Regions from separate parts of the Mus musculus genome. Here region 2 is linked to region 1. Evidence: chromatin contacts called from ENCODE Hi-C data. All regions are on one chromosome and are shown on one strand. Each heading gives the region's core, a stretch centred on a gene start or an enhancer-like site at or near the end of the contact. The rest is flanking DNA. Distances are from core to core; before and after follow the strand shown. Region 1 holds the start of Trim55 (tripartite motif-containing 55). Region 2 holds the start of Crh (corticotropin releasing hormone).

Region 1 (7,565 bases), core at 3,031-5,530:
TGTTCAATAGGAACATATGGTAAGTACTCAGTGAATTTTTTTTTTTTTTAGAAGGAATGGGTTATTTCCACGAAAGGCCCTGCCTCAGTGTACAACTCATGTGCCGCACAACTTTCAGCCATTGATGGAGCTTTGGTATATATACTGATAGCCCCATGAGATTACATCACTTGGTGACTTCTCTGGTTATAACGACACTGATAGTGCATTATGGACATGTTTGTAGTGATGCTCCTAGAGAGGAGTCTAGATTGATGTTGCATACTTATGTCTTAATTTTCAGTGAAAGGAATAAAAGAAACACAAAAGAGGCTTATATAATGAAAAATATGCAGAAAGTAGTTTACAGTTGTACAGCTGTGTTTAATAAATGTTTATTACAGCTGTACAGCTGTATTTAATAAATGTTTATTACAGCTGTACAGCTGTGTTTAACAAATGTTTATCAAGCAAAAGTACAAAATTAAACATTTACAAGGTAAAAAGTAATACTAACAGAGTCGGAGAGATGATCAACAGTTAAGAGTACTGGCTGTTCTTCCAGAGGATCCAGGTTGGATTCCCAGCAACCATATGGTGGCAAACAACCATATGAACTCCAGTTCCGGGGGATCTGACACCTCCTGTTAGCCTCTGAGAGTACTGCATGTACAGGATACAAAGCAAAGTAAACCTCAAAAAAAAAAATAAAATAAAATAAAATTACAGTAAGCTAATGTCAAATAATTTTGAAGAGTAACTTTTATTTATTCATTCACTCATTTATAAATTGAGCAGCCCTGAGCACAGGTCCAGCACAGTCTACAGTAGTCTGCCTTCCTGTCCCAGGCTTCATAGCAACTCACAATCTCACCTAGAGCAGCTTCCAATCTTTTCATCCTTTATATCCATTTCTATTACTGTACTTCAGGTGTGCAATGCTTTTACCACTAAGTTATAATTGCCTGAAGCATTCAGCACCACACCATGCTGTTCCAGCTTGTAGTCTAGGAGCAGTAAAACATACCAAAGAGCCCAAGTGCCCAGTTACCTCTGCCTGCTAGGCTTGAGTAACTCTGACCTGATGGTCACACACTGATAGACTTGTCCAGGGATGAAGTTCTCAGGATACAGCCCCACTGACAAATGAGTCATGAGTACACTATTAGTTTAAAGACCATAGTGGTTGATCTTGGTCATTAACTTGATTAAAGACTCCTAGAATATCAGTCAACTACCTCTCTGGGTGTGCTGTGAAGCTGTCTCTAGAGCCAAATCTCATGTCAGTCTTCAAACTGATAGGCAAGACATACTCACAATTGAGGGAAGTTGGAGCCTAGGAACAAAGAGAGGAAGAGGAGGGCATCCAAACTTGTTAGCACCCTGGGATCTTTTGGGGTGGTTTGGTGTTTGCTGCTGCTCTCATTCTCAGACACTGGACTTCAGGATTTTTAGCCTTTGACTTGTATTAATGACTCTTCAGGGCCTTCCTGACCTTCTGCCTTGGGCTGAGACTACATCATTGGTCTCTCTTGTCCTGAACTTCAAGCTTCTGCATTAAGAACCTATTGGTTTCTGCAGACCTCTAGTCTTCAGAAGAGCATTATGCATCTATACAGCCTTTGATGATGTGATCTGATCAGGCCAACCCTTCTTATGATACTACACATACACACACTCATGAGCGTCTAATGCTTCTACTACTGATTCTACTCCCCTGGAGAACCCTGACTGATAGGCGCTTTTCTTTAGATTTCAAGGGCTTTTACTTCTGAAATAGAAACTCCCCTGGAAATTAATCTCATATATAGAGCTGAGAGCCCCATAGCCAGCTATAAACAGAATCTAACTGGTGAAGTGAGGTGACAGGGTGTAATTCATCAGGAAAGAGGCATGAATTCCCATCTTCACTGCAATTGCTACATAAATATTGAAAGTTTTTGAGAGACTCCTCCAAAATTTCCCCCTGATCCTTATGTATTCATATAACTTCATATTAGATAACAGGGCTTACAAATAACACTGCCCATGCATATAGAACAAGACTGCACAGCCAGTCACAATGACCTACGTTTTATTGTACTAACTGTGTGTATGTGTTTTGCTTTGGATTTTTGAAATCATAGAGAAATAAGATAAAAAAAATTCACATAAAAACTGGCATAAGAATTAGAACAACATCTCCTGTAGCTCAGCCTTGACTCAGGCTGTGTAGCTTGATTTTCTGTCCTAAGCTCACAAAATGATGGAATGCGATGTGATAGAACCATCCAAACGAACCAACAAAGCAGTGAACAAACTAACCAACCATCCAACTAATCAAACCAACTAAATAACTAACCAATTGACTAACTAATCAAGTAACCAACCAAAACCCATCCAACTAACCTATCAACCAACCAACCAACCAACCAAGGGAAGAAACTTCATTGTCTGAGATGCTTTTGGTCAGAGGATTTAATCCCAGCACCAGAGTAGCAAGTTTTAACAAAGAATTGGCCTGCAGAACTGATTCTGATATTGGACAGAACCTGGGAATAATCTTTTTTTTTTTTTTTTTGAGAAATGTGGGAATATAAGAACTTGGGATGGCAAAAGGCATAGAAAATTGCAGAGGGCTCAATTGGCTCTTCTTGTAGGACCTGGAAGGTCGGTGTGTCGGGAGTTGTATAGACCAAGGGACTGCCTGGTCATAAGATTTCAGTGGAACATAGTTTCCTTGAGAAATTCAACTAGATATCACTGTGATATTTTGGCCCCCAATCTTTCTTATTCTGCTTATGCCGTGTGGAATTAAGTTAGGCAGAACTAGAAGACAATGGGCTGCTGTCTTAGACTCTCCCAGATGCCCCTGGCTCTGGCTATGCTCTCAGTTTTGTTTATAATAAGGATTCTCTTGCACATTATTTGGAAAAAAAACTGGCATAAAATTTCTCTTGCATTTTTATTTGATTCCTGGTTTTACATACAACACATATTGATTAACATTTTTACAAATTCCTGGCAAATGTCAGAATTTGTGTTCATGATTCAAGAGCAGACCAAGAATATGAGAAATTACCAGGGTTATTATCATTTTAAAACATGACCTTGAATGAAGGCTAAAATGCCCAAACATTTAGGAGCAGATTGGGAAGTTATATAGGACACCTTATTCACTGCAGCTATCAAAGGCACTGGTATCTTCCTCCAACAGGTGGAGAAGTGCAATTATAGTGTGTAATGCACATGCCAACTGTTATCCCATTGAGTCTTACTGTCACAGAGCAAGCTTAATTTTAAAAAGACTCTTACAGATTGTCTCTATGTTTTAGGGTGTATGTGGGGTGGGTAGAGGATGAACGAGGGCTGTGTGTGGAGAGCCACATACTCAACATTTTGGTTCTTAATTTTTTTAAAAAAGAGGTCTGGGGACATGGCTCTGTGGATAAATCCCTTGATATACAAGTGTGATGACTCCAGTTCAGATCCCCAGGACTCACGTAAATGCCTGCCAGTTGTGGCTGCCCACCTGTAATTTCAGGGAAACCAGAGGAATCCTCTAAGCAAGACACTAGCCAGACTTGTCCTCTTGGCTAATGTTGGCTTCACTTGAGATATCCTGACTTCATGAATAATATAGAGTGATGGAGGAAGATTCTTGATAGCAGCCACATGTCCCCCACATGCATGTGCACAACATGTTCACCCACACACATGTAAACATGCACACACACACACACACATACATGTGTAAGTGTCTAAGTACACTCTTTTATGGTGAAAGCATTCTTAAATTGGAATTTTCCTATACTGTAATATTGGCAAACATGAAATTTTTAATATCATGGATGGCTTTTTACACTATTGCCCTGGTCAGATCAGGATGGAGTTTTTACAGAACAAGCTTTGCTTACTTGCACCTGAGAAGTTGCTACCATGTTCCTTTGGCTGGCTTGTTTCCTGCTGTCTGAAGAAACAATGCTTCTTATACAGTTACACTGTAGCGCTGCATTCTACAGAAGCCTGTCACTAAGTTCTTCCCAAGTGCTCACGAGGGCATGGCTCAGATACTAAGCATGCACATTTGCTTTTGTTGTTAACAACTGTGGGCTTCAGATTGCCCTCCTTCATAACCCCTGCTAAATGGGACTTGTAATCCCCTTCCCACCCACTCTCTTACTCCCCAGGGCAAGAATGTTGACTCCTGTTCTCTGTCACCTGTCAGAATCCATCTGCCTGTCACTGGCTTATATGGACAAGTCAGTCCAGGGTCATGTGACCTTGGGTTGCTAAAAACAGCTCCGTCACCCATCTGAGCCAGGCCTGGAACAATGTCCTCCACAGAGAGAGAGACATAAAGGACACTTGATCATACAGTCCTTGGAATTATTTCCAGGAACCACTTACAGAAGCCGTTCGGGAGCACCTTTCCCTTGGCAGCACACTCAGGGACAGGGACGGCAAGGAAATGAGCACTTCTCTGAATTACAAGTCTTTCTCCAAAGAGCAGCAGACCATGGATAACTTGGAAAAGCAACTGATCTGTCCCATCTGCCTAGAGATGTTCACGAAGCCTGTGGTCATTCTCCCTTGCCAGCACAACCTGTGCAGGAAATGTGCCAGTGACATCTTCCAGGTAGGTTTGTTTGGAATCTGGAAGCTGTAGAGTGTCCCTGTCTCCTGCAGTCTTTGAGATCAAAGCCCAGTTCCCTTAGAGAGTTTTCTGAGACTGTTCGTGTATTTGAATTGTTTCCCCAGGTTTGATTGTCAACCTGCTCCTCACAAGTCCTGCTGTGTTTTTAATTCTTAGAAGCAGATTTGTTTGTAGTAAAACAAAACTGATCCACTGAATCTGTTTAAGAATTGAAAATGTTACCGCTCATGTCTGAGCATTGGAACTTCAGGTTGGAACTCTGGGTTAGGGAACGGCAGGGGTAAAATGCTCTTGCTGGCCAGGATGTACTGGAGATGGCTATGGACCAGGGAGGGCCTTGTGGTTCAGGACCAGGTACAGTAAGCCCTAAGGAGTTCATATTGTATGGAGTGTCAGAGAGTGAAAATAAGTCTCCAAAAAGCTGTCTGTGGGATTACTCAGTTCCTTTTTTTTTTTTTTTTCTTGCTTGGCAAGAACAGGCCTCTAACCCGTACTTACCCACAAGAGGAGGCACCACCGTGGCATCAGGGGGCCGCTTCCGCTGTCCCTCCTGCAGACATGAGGTGGTGTTAGACAGACATGGGGTCTATGGACTGCAGAGGAACCTGCTCGTGGAAAACATTATTGATATCTACAAGCAGGAATCCACCAGGTAAGAGCGGCTCTGAGAGCTAGACTTACTGGATGTTTTGTTTTCGTCTTAGTGGGCTGATACACTGCATGTTTGTTCCCAGTCATGTGTTAACTGTTCACTAAAAGGCTTTTTCCACGTCACTTCTTTTCAATGAGACAGAGTTGTGTGTGGAGGAAAGAAGGGAGCTAGTGCGCATGCTTCTGTGCCATCAAAGAGAGTCATGTTGATAGAGGTGGGATCCACCTCACAGCCTTGTATTACATTCACTATAGACGTTAGCATTTCTTCTAGGCTCTGCCCTAGAGTAACCTGGCAACAGCCAAATATGCCAGACTCACTATAAAAGGGGTTGCTTGCCTCCCCATCCTCTTCCTCTCTTGCTCTTGCTCTCTTGCTCTCTTCCCCTCTTCCCCCTCTGTCCTGTCTCTCCTCATTCCCCTCCCCCATCTCTCCATGTGGTGCTCACTGGCCATCTCTCTCTCTCTCTCTCTCTCTCTCTCTCTCTCTCTCTCTCCTATTCCCTCAACTCCCCTTCCCATGCCCTAAATAAACTATTCTATACTACATTCCTTCATGTGGCTGGTATCTCAGGAGGAAGGGATGGCTCAGCATGGGCCCTCCTTCCCCATACCATACTGTGCCTCCACCAAACATATCCCTGGCTTCTTTTTTATAAAACACAACAATAGACATGATGACACATGACCAGTTTGTAAACTCCAGATCCTTTGATACAGAAAAATCCTAGCACAAGCACATATAAGTTAAGAAACATCATCTTCCAAAATATTCCAGTTCCTAGTTATCTTGCTTTAAAACAGTCTAAACAACAGTAACACTTATACTTTAAAAACACGCTGACCTCATCACTTGTCATAATATTGGCTCATTGGAACATTCAAGGCAAGATATAATGCTGGCCTGAAGGAGTGTCATTTACAGAAATGGGAAGGGGGACACATTTCAGGCTGGTTCCCTGCTATACAATACTCTTTGCAGGCACTTGGTGATTGTCTGGTATGTCACCTGAATCCATTCACTAGGACATTTAAAAGGGCTTCTTATTTATCACACCACATAAGCTTTACATTCCTAGAGACAAAACTACAGAGTTTATTCCTAAAAGGCATGAAGGTGTGAAGACCCTGATCTCCATTCTGCACAGGTCATTTGAGTCTAAAGCCTTGGTAGCCATATGGAAATTGTGTAGAAATGGGCCCGTTGTGATCCTTATTACAAGAGGCCTGTGCTTATGAAACATCTGCAGGACTATAAACGCCTTGCACTCTTTGCAGGAAAGTCAATCAATTAATATAACGTGTAATTATTGTGATTATTATGGCCATTTGTTTCTGCTCAAGATTCAGAGCTAAATTAGATAGCACCAGGCTATAGATGGAACTGAGGAAGATCTGCAGATGACGAACCGCAGCCACCTGTTTTCTTGCTTCCTAATCTCTTGAGAAGGAAAGTGTTACCATGTTCCAGATCAGATTGCATTGTATTTTGTTGTGTTCAACAGAGTTATCCCAATGGATACATCTATAAACCATCCCCACACCAAAGGCTTAGGAAACATTGCAGAAGAAGCGGTGGAAAGACTCTAAGAGCCAGTAGATCAGGGAGTTTGCTGTGAGGCTATGTTTCCTATTAGTATTAGAAGCTACACCCGTTACTGCCCCTACAGCACGACTGCTTAAACATGAGGTGAACAAGGAAAACAACAGTAGACATGCAAAAGTGGATGGGGAAAGACTTCAACTTGCAAAGAATCACAGGCAGCTAAGAAGTGCTGAGAGTGGGGAATGTCTTCCCCAGGGAAGAGCACACCCACAGGGTTATCCAACACCATAATGGTCATACCTGAAAACATAATAAGAGTAAAATTGTATAGACTGAGCAGATCTTATTTAGTAATGTACACATGTATAGATATATGCATGCAATAACAATTTTAAAAGAGTCTATGAGTTTGAAAGATCAAGAGGGCTAGATGGGAGGGTTTGGAGGGAGAAAAGTGAAAGGAAAGATGGTGTCTACTTAAGAGATAATCCTGGCAACTAGTAAGCAACCAGTTATTAAAAGACATTTCTGTGACAGCAGTTTCAGTATCAGATCCAGTGTTTTTCCACAGAGCAGGGGCTCCACAATGTTAGTTCTGTAAGCAGCACAGGCAAGCATAGTACAGTGTTCTGTGTTTTATTTATTATAATGCTTTTTCTGTCTCTCTACTCACCTGGTAGGAACTTCAGATATGAACATAATAGCATTTGGTATTTGGTATGAAATCTTGAGGACAGAAAATGTTAAAACGTG
Region 2 (7,565 bases), core at 2,067-4,566, 51 kb after region 1:
CACTGACCAAAGCTATGTAGGGCACTGTAGAGGTTCCTTTCCCTATGGATGCCATGGGTGCGCAGACAGGACTTTCCTTTACATGTGGCCACACGTCCATAGTCCAGAAGGCCAAAAATCTAGGGCAACTCTTTTGACATTTTTCTAACCTTATTTACATATCTCATAATCATATCCATGTATTAGGCATTTTAATTGAATTTCAAAGAGGAGCTGTCTACTTTCTTAAGTGTCCTGCCATAGCAGCAATCTGATAATCTGTGGAGCAACTGCATGGATTTAAGTATACACACAATTCTCCCCCTGTGTGCCTTCTCTCTCTCTCTCTCTCCCCCTCTCTCCCTCTGTCTCTTCTCTCCCCCTCTGTCTCTCCCTCCTTTCCTTTCTTCCTCCTTCCCTCCCTCCCTCCCCCCCCCCCCGGTCTCTCTCTCTCCTCTCTCCTTCCTTGCCTTCATCACATAAGTGTAACTTTACTTTAAATGAACTATTAAATAAATGTTTTTAAGAACTTCAGTCTCCCAGCAATTTATTCAGTGATTCATGTTTTATTATTAAGCCATTAATCAAGCATATTTCCAGGGCCTCAAGAGAAGTGCCATCTTCATATATACAAATTAATTTAAAAGTATTAATTATGGAACTAAAATTTTTAGGGTGGTAACTAAACTACTAAAGCAAACGTATTAAAATTAGAAGTGCTGTTTAATTTTAGAAGCAAATAACAGGCCTACAGGTTGCAGTTATTAGGACTGGGATAGAGAGAAATGTGAAAGGTATTTGTGTAGCTATTTTTTTTTAAGAAAAAATTTCCCAAGTGACCTTTCACTGAAAATATGTTTATTTACTTGAGATGCTTGCATTCTTAAGTTTCTCCTATCTAGGCTGGTGAGTAGTACAGTGGGTACAGGCTTGCTCTTGGGCCTAAAGAACCCAGTTCAGGTCCTAGGACTCACATGGTAGGAGGAGTCTGACCTTCTCCAGTTGTCCTCTGACCTCCACCCACTTCCCATGAGGCCCACACTTCCTCGGTCCTCAGCTAATTAGGCTTGCGTGTTATTTCCACTGTGATCAAGTTTTAGAGGTGGGAGGAACCTCTAAAATTATTTAATTTAATCTCAGAAGGGAAGTCTGAGAGGTACAGAGGAAAGCCCAGGACAAATTACAGGGCCAATGTAAGCTATGTGACAAATGTTCCTATCTTTAAGAGAAAATAAAATGTAGGGTGTTTTGTTGAGGGGCAAGTTGTTTGTTGTGCTGTTTTTATGTCTTGTGCTGGGGCCATTTCTGTATGCACACTGAAGAGGAAAAATAAAGCCACAGCAACCTTTGCAGATTTTATTAAAAATATATTTAACGTTCTCTTACACAACCAAATTGACCAAGAATCAGAAAGATGTTTTATTACTGAAACATTTACAAGAAAAAGTTGATTCAAAGAGCTTACACATTTCGTCCTAGCCACCCCTCAAGAATGAATTCTCTTCCACTGCAGCTCCAAATAAAAACAACTGGATGACTCCCATCTGCTTTTTCAAAGGTTTCCTCCTTGGGGCCACATTTTCTTTAAGATATCGCTATAAAGACGCTTATTTGCACATAGAAATTAAGCATGGGCAATACAAATAACGCTGTTTTGTTACGACACAGAAATACACTTTGTGCATGCTAATTAAGGGGTATATAGGCTCTCTCCCTGTACATCTTCTATGCTTCAAGCTATATAAAAATAAACAAATGATATCGGAGCTGCGATATGGTACAGAATACTGTGTTTTAAATTTTTATTTTTACTTGTGTGCTAAATGCAGAATCGTTTTGGCCAAGCGCAACATTTCATTTCCCGATAATCTCCATCAGTTTCCTGTTGCTGTGAGCTTGCTGAGCTAACTGCTCTGCCCGGGCCATTTCCAAGACTTCCCGCAGAAGGTGGAAGGTGAGATCCAGAGAGATGGGCGGCTCCTCCGACCGCCTCTCCCTCTCCAGCGCCCCCTGGTGGCCACCGAGGGCATCCTCGGCGCCGCGTTCGGCCGGCTCCGCGCGGCTGTCGAGCGAGCGCTGAGGCATCTGCAGCTGCTGCAGCAACACGCGGAAAAAGTTAGCCGCAGCCTGGTCGTGCGAGGGGCGGCTGCCGCGACCCGCGGTGAGGGGCGTGGAGTTGGGGGACAGCCGAGCAGCGGGACTTCTGTTGAGATTCCCCAGGCGGAGGAAGTATTCTTCACCCATGCGGATCAGAACCGGCTGAGGTTGCTGGGGCTGCTCCGGCTGCAAGAAATTCAAGGGCTGCGGGGCCCGCGGCGCTCGGGGGACGGATCCCCTGCTGAGCAGGGCCCTGCAAGGCAGGCAGGACGACAGAGCCACCAGCAGCATGCCCGCGGACACCAGCAGCCGCAGCCGCATGTTAGGGGCGCTCTCTGAAGCACCGAGGTTGAGGTCGGGGGAGAGAGAAGGTGGGGGAGAAAGGTAAGATTGGTCAGAGTTTAGCTCAGCTGGAAGGTGCAGCGGGGCTTCCTATCGGACACCCACAGACAAGACAGGCTCTAGGCTTCGGTGACGCTGTCCGCGGTGCTGAAGCTAGGTACCTGCAAAGCTCAACTGGTGCGAGCCCGCGGTGACCCTTCTTTGGAGACCTAGAAGGGACAACCCCTGGCTCCTCTTCCTAAGGACCTCCCAAACGTCTTCCCTAAACCGACTTCCCTGAGCCCGGACAAGTGCCACAGGTTTAAGCTGTCGCACACCCTAATCGCCCCCTTTCGGACATCCTTTTCTGCCAAATTGAGAACAACCTTCTCTGTCTCCATTCCTGCCCTTACTCCGTTTGCTTGGGGACATGGGATGCAATAGGGGAGCCATTCTTTGCACAGACTATGAGCAGTGAGTGGCAGATTGGATTGAGTGGATAAAGATGAGCAGCCGCCGTCTAACTTCGCTTTTTCAAATCGCCACTGTCATCGGAATTTTAAGGCACAGTTAGCGACACACATACATGCATAGGCACAGGCATTCCAGCACATGGGCAGCTGGCTCCGGGGCTCACCACAGCAGCTCAGGCAGCACAAAGTTGGTGGCGCCCGTCTAGGCGCTGCCTACCTTCTCCTCCCTTGGTAGGTGAGCCCGCACTGCTGCCTCTGCAGAGGGACTTCTCTCAGGATGCCTCCTGCAGGTTTTCTTCCTCTTCTCCTTTCTCTTCTTTTTTTCTTTTGCCTTTTCCCTTTCTCTTCAGTCTCTCAACGTACTTGGGCTCTGAGTTTCTCCACACCAGAGCCTGGAGTGAGATTTTATAATGTCGACCCTCTTCAGAAAGCACGCAGCATTTGCCTAATAAGCTGACGCTCTCTTGACAGCTCGATTGCGTGCTGCCTCTGCTCCTGCATAAATAATAGGGCCCTGCCAAGGAGCGAGGGACAGAGTTCTGCTATTTCAACACTGAATCTCACATCCAATTATATCAACAGATATTTATCGCCTCCTTGGTGACGTCAACGAGCCCGAAAATGGAAGGGTTTCTTATGACTTGTCCATTGACAAAAATTTTTGAATGAGACTATCCAAGTGTGGAAAACAGACTGACCTCTTACTATGATAGGCCAGATACGGACCAGAAAAGAGACAGAGAGTGGGAGGGGAAAGAAGAAGAGGTGGGGAGTGCAGAGCTTCCAAGAAGGTAGTTACCATTAAAGGGGTGGATCTGGACATTTCCTGGTGCCTCAGCACCCCCACCTAACTCTTCTGTCAGGTTGTCCTCTCAGGAAACATCTCAGTATCTGAAATCTGTCGTTACTATGGCCTGCCATCTTTCTGCCTGGAGGAGAATGAAGAACTAGGGGACAGAGACAACCAGGTCTGAGTTTTTATCCACTTAGCCCTCCCAAGAGCATACATAGGAATTATGGAGCTGAAGACAAGGCCAGTACGTTTTTTTGAAACCAGCTTAGTGTTTTCCTTCACAAGAAAAGAGCTATTCTAACGAGGAAGGCCATAAACAAAGTCTCTTAAAAGCCTCAGTTTCAAGTGAATCTCAGGCCTCCTATGGTTCTCTTAGAATCTAAAGTTAATCAGGACTGTTCCCCCAAGAAGAGCAGGGTGAGCTGTGTATATTAAACACTCTGTTCGGAGTCTACACCGCAAACCCAATGAGAGAGGCATTGTTCTCTTGTGTTGAAAAAACTTAAGCTGTTTGATAGCCTGAAAAAAAATCAGTTATTGAGTCTGTAAATGAGAATCATTCATTTCACCTCCGTGTACTGTGAAACCATGATGGTATGCAGAGCAAACCACTCAAGTTATTTATTATGTGTTCTGTTCTTTTCTCCACATTCAAATGTGCACCACAAGTGTCTTTAGTTATTGCTTTCTGGCACTATTATAGAACACAATGCCATGTCTATAAATCTACTCTCAAATTTTGAGTTGAATGGAGATTATGTCTAAGTGGGAAGTAGTTACCTTTAATCCTGCAATTCAAGATGCTGTTACAAACTCTAGTGTCTGGGATTCGCTTCAGCTGCTTCATAACCACCACTACTGTTTATCCAAAATTTCCTGTTCCCTGTTTCTGGTTATGTCTGCCATTTTCTCTGTCACAAGTAATGCAATGCAGATTTCCACCCCTGTTTGGGGCCTGTACTAATTGATAACTCTTCTTGAAACAAGAGGAAGGTGTTTTCACACTGGAGGTTGCAGAAAAGTCAGCTCATAGGTGAATGAATGGGATGCATTTCTGATAGAAGAGAACACAGGAAGGATTCTGTCCACAGGAGAAGTGTGATTCATTAATAAATAATGATCAAATTGTGCTTTAGAGGAAAAGTGGGTTTACATTGACCAGGAGGCCTGCAGAACCTTCACTATTGTTACAGTGGGCATTTTAGAGGTTAAAATTCACCTCAGTGTTTGGGATTTTTGTTTGTTGGTCTCTGTTTTGTTTTAACTTTCATTCCTGACCAATTCTTTGCCCATTCATAAAGTTCAGCTTAAGTGCCAGTCTGGAGAGGGAAAGGAGGCCAATGAGTCCTGAAGAGGAAGTAAGAGAGAGACATGCCTATGGGCTTTCCAGGAGAAGTCAGGGAGGGTCCCTGGGGGAAGAAGTGGCACACATGGGCTCTTGCTAACCTCCTGGCCCTCAAGATCCCTCCCATCGGACCATCAGGAGACGTGTTTTTACTCGGGCTCCACTATTGCTGTTGAGCCTTTGCCACGGGGCTTACCTGGAATATAAATTGTGAAGTACCATAATTTACTGAAGCAAATCTCAGAGAACTCGTGTTAGAAATGCTCGCTTGGCTTAAATGAGAACCAGAGGGAATCTGAAGTTACTCAGCGAGTGATAAAGTCAGAACAAGAACCCAGTTCTTTACTGCTGGCCTCACTATTTACACAGCATCACGGCATCCTTTGTGCTTTCTTTCCCAGCACAGGCACACGAATGAGCAGAGACGAGTGGACGAGGTGGAGCAACACACATATCAGCTCTTGGAGGCCTTTTCGTGGGGTTTCCTTTTATTCCCAAGGCACAAGAACACAGAAATTCTTTGTGCAGTGCCCCTTGGCTTTAAATGTCTGTATGTGCACACTGCTATTTTCATGTTAGCTGAATCTTGTGATGTGAGGTTTTTCAGTGCACTGATGCACCTAAAAATGAAAATGCAAAATAAAAATTCACACAAAAATAAAAGAATTAATTTTATCTTTTTATAGAATATAGGGAGTAGGGAGGATTCTTGAAATTATGTCATTGATGTGTGATTACAGACATAACAATGTAGATATGATCTACACAAGACACTAATAATCTCTATTACAAGACTCACACCAAGAGATAGCACTTCACTTACTGAAAGGAATCATAAAAGGACCAACACAAATGCTTTTATATCCTAGAAACACTGTTCAAGAAATATGGGCACCAAGTAGTGATTAATTCCTGTTCAAAATACTTTATCAAAAGCAATATAACATAGGAGTGAGTTAAATAATATGGAACACAGATTAATTAAATAAAAGAGAAACAAGAGGGTAGGGTATGGGCCTCAGTGACAAAGAACTTGCCCTGGGTTCAAGCCATAGTACCTCACACACACACACACACACACACACACACACACACACACACACACACACAGGCACATAGACACATAGGCACACACATACACAGAGAGAGAGAGAGAGAGAGAGAGAGACAGAGACAGAGACAGAGAGACAGAGAGACAGAGAGAGACAGAGACAGAGACAGATTTTAAGAACAAGACACAAAGAGACAGAGAGCAGGTACCTCCTCAGAGCCTGCATCTCTTTGCACTTTTATATACTCCTATTGGCAAAATCCAGGCCATCATACACTCTCCAAGTTTGCTGAGTTGACATTAATCTGTCATGTTTACTCACAGTCAGGTTGCTTAATCATTGTGGTCACTGCACTTTAGGTAGATTTGAGAGCCATCATCATAAGATGATAAAGAAAGGATTTCAAAAACATAAATACCTTACTGCTTTCCTGGGAACAATATTGTAACTGCTAGCAATCTCTTCTGGTGTCAAAGCCATACATCCTCTCTATAGAGAACATGGAAGATTCTGAAAAACACAATGGAGCATGTAAGCCAGCTGTGGAGGCACACATCTCTAATCGCAGCACCTTCAGTGGACAGCAGAACTGCAAGCTGGAAGTCAGCCTGGCATAAATTGTAAGACTTGGCCAAACAACACTGTACAAAATTCTTCTGAATGCCAAAGCTAATCACATTTACCACTTTGTTACCTGTCCCCAAAGGTTTGTGATGAGATCATATATTTTTCTTAATTGGACTAATACTGTGGTCTTAACTGTGATCTCTACTTTAAAATAAAACCTACATTTTAAAACTTAAATGTAAAGAAAAAAAGAGGGAGGGAGTGATTTTAAATATTCTTACCATAGGAAATGGTATGTAAGGTGACATACAGGTTAGTTGGTTCCACTTAGATGTTCTATCATGTTCTATTATATATATATCAAAATATGTTGCATGCTGTGTGTGTTATTGGCAATGCACATTAATTATTTCATTAACAAGTGTTTTGTTGTGGGACTCTTTCTGAGATTAAGTTTAGGACCTGTATGCTTATGTTCTGCTAAAATCATGGATGTCTTTCAGCATAAATCTCACATTTCACTAGTCACTGGCACAGCATAGACTGGACACTGTGTGACAGGGCATGGGTTTTCTGTATAAGTTCCTTCTCAAAACACAATGGATATTCATTCCTTGGCCTGTTAAATAAATCCAGAAGCTACTCCCTTGTCTGTTGAGTCCATTCAGTGGATACTTGCTAGCCTATTGAAAGAATGTAGTGGTCACTCTTCTGTTTAATGAGTGCAGTGGACACTCTAAATCCTGTTGAATAAATGCAGTGGATATTCCCAAGACTGTTGAATATGTGCAGTGGCTACTCCCCAGACTTTTGAATAAATGTAGTAGACATTGCTTAGCCTGTTGAGTACAGCTCGTATTTCTTGCCTGTTGAATTAATGCAGTGGTCACTCCAAAAGCTAAGCAAGTGCAGTGGATACTCCATAGTTCATTGAATAA

The links. Hi-C counts contacts between places; a loop is a spot of excess contacts on that map.
Region 2: a map of gastrocnemius shows a loop between it and region 1 (2.8-fold over the local background). The contact joins the promoter of Crh here to the promoter of Trim55 in region 1. A Hi-C loop is called at or near these places in 5 of 37 maps with a recorded cell type or tissue (gastrocnemius, heart and left cerebral cortex).

What each region holds. Positions count from the first base shown.
Region 1 is chr3:19,640,180-19,647,744 of GRCm38, forward strand. Trim55 (tripartite motif-containing 55) reads left to right here and starts at 4,281. Exons shown (of 10, transcript NM_001081281.2): 1 at 4,281-4,597; 2 at 5,095-5,267. The coding sequence starts at 4,430.
Region 2 is chr3:19,692,080-19,699,644 of GRCm38, forward strand. It overlaps Crh (corticotropin releasing hormone), which reads right to left and starts at 3,317. Exons shown (of 2, transcript NM_205769.3): 1 at 3,088-3,317; 2 at 1,322-2,411. The coding sequence starts at 2,397. The coding sequence ends at 1,834. It overlaps Gm42189 (a long non-coding RNA gene), which reads left to right and starts at 2,194. Exons shown (of 3, transcript XR_880694.3): 1 at 2,194-2,460. It overlaps Trim55 (tripartite motif-containing 55), which reads left to right. Exons shown (of 10, transcript NM_001081281.2): 10 at 1-505.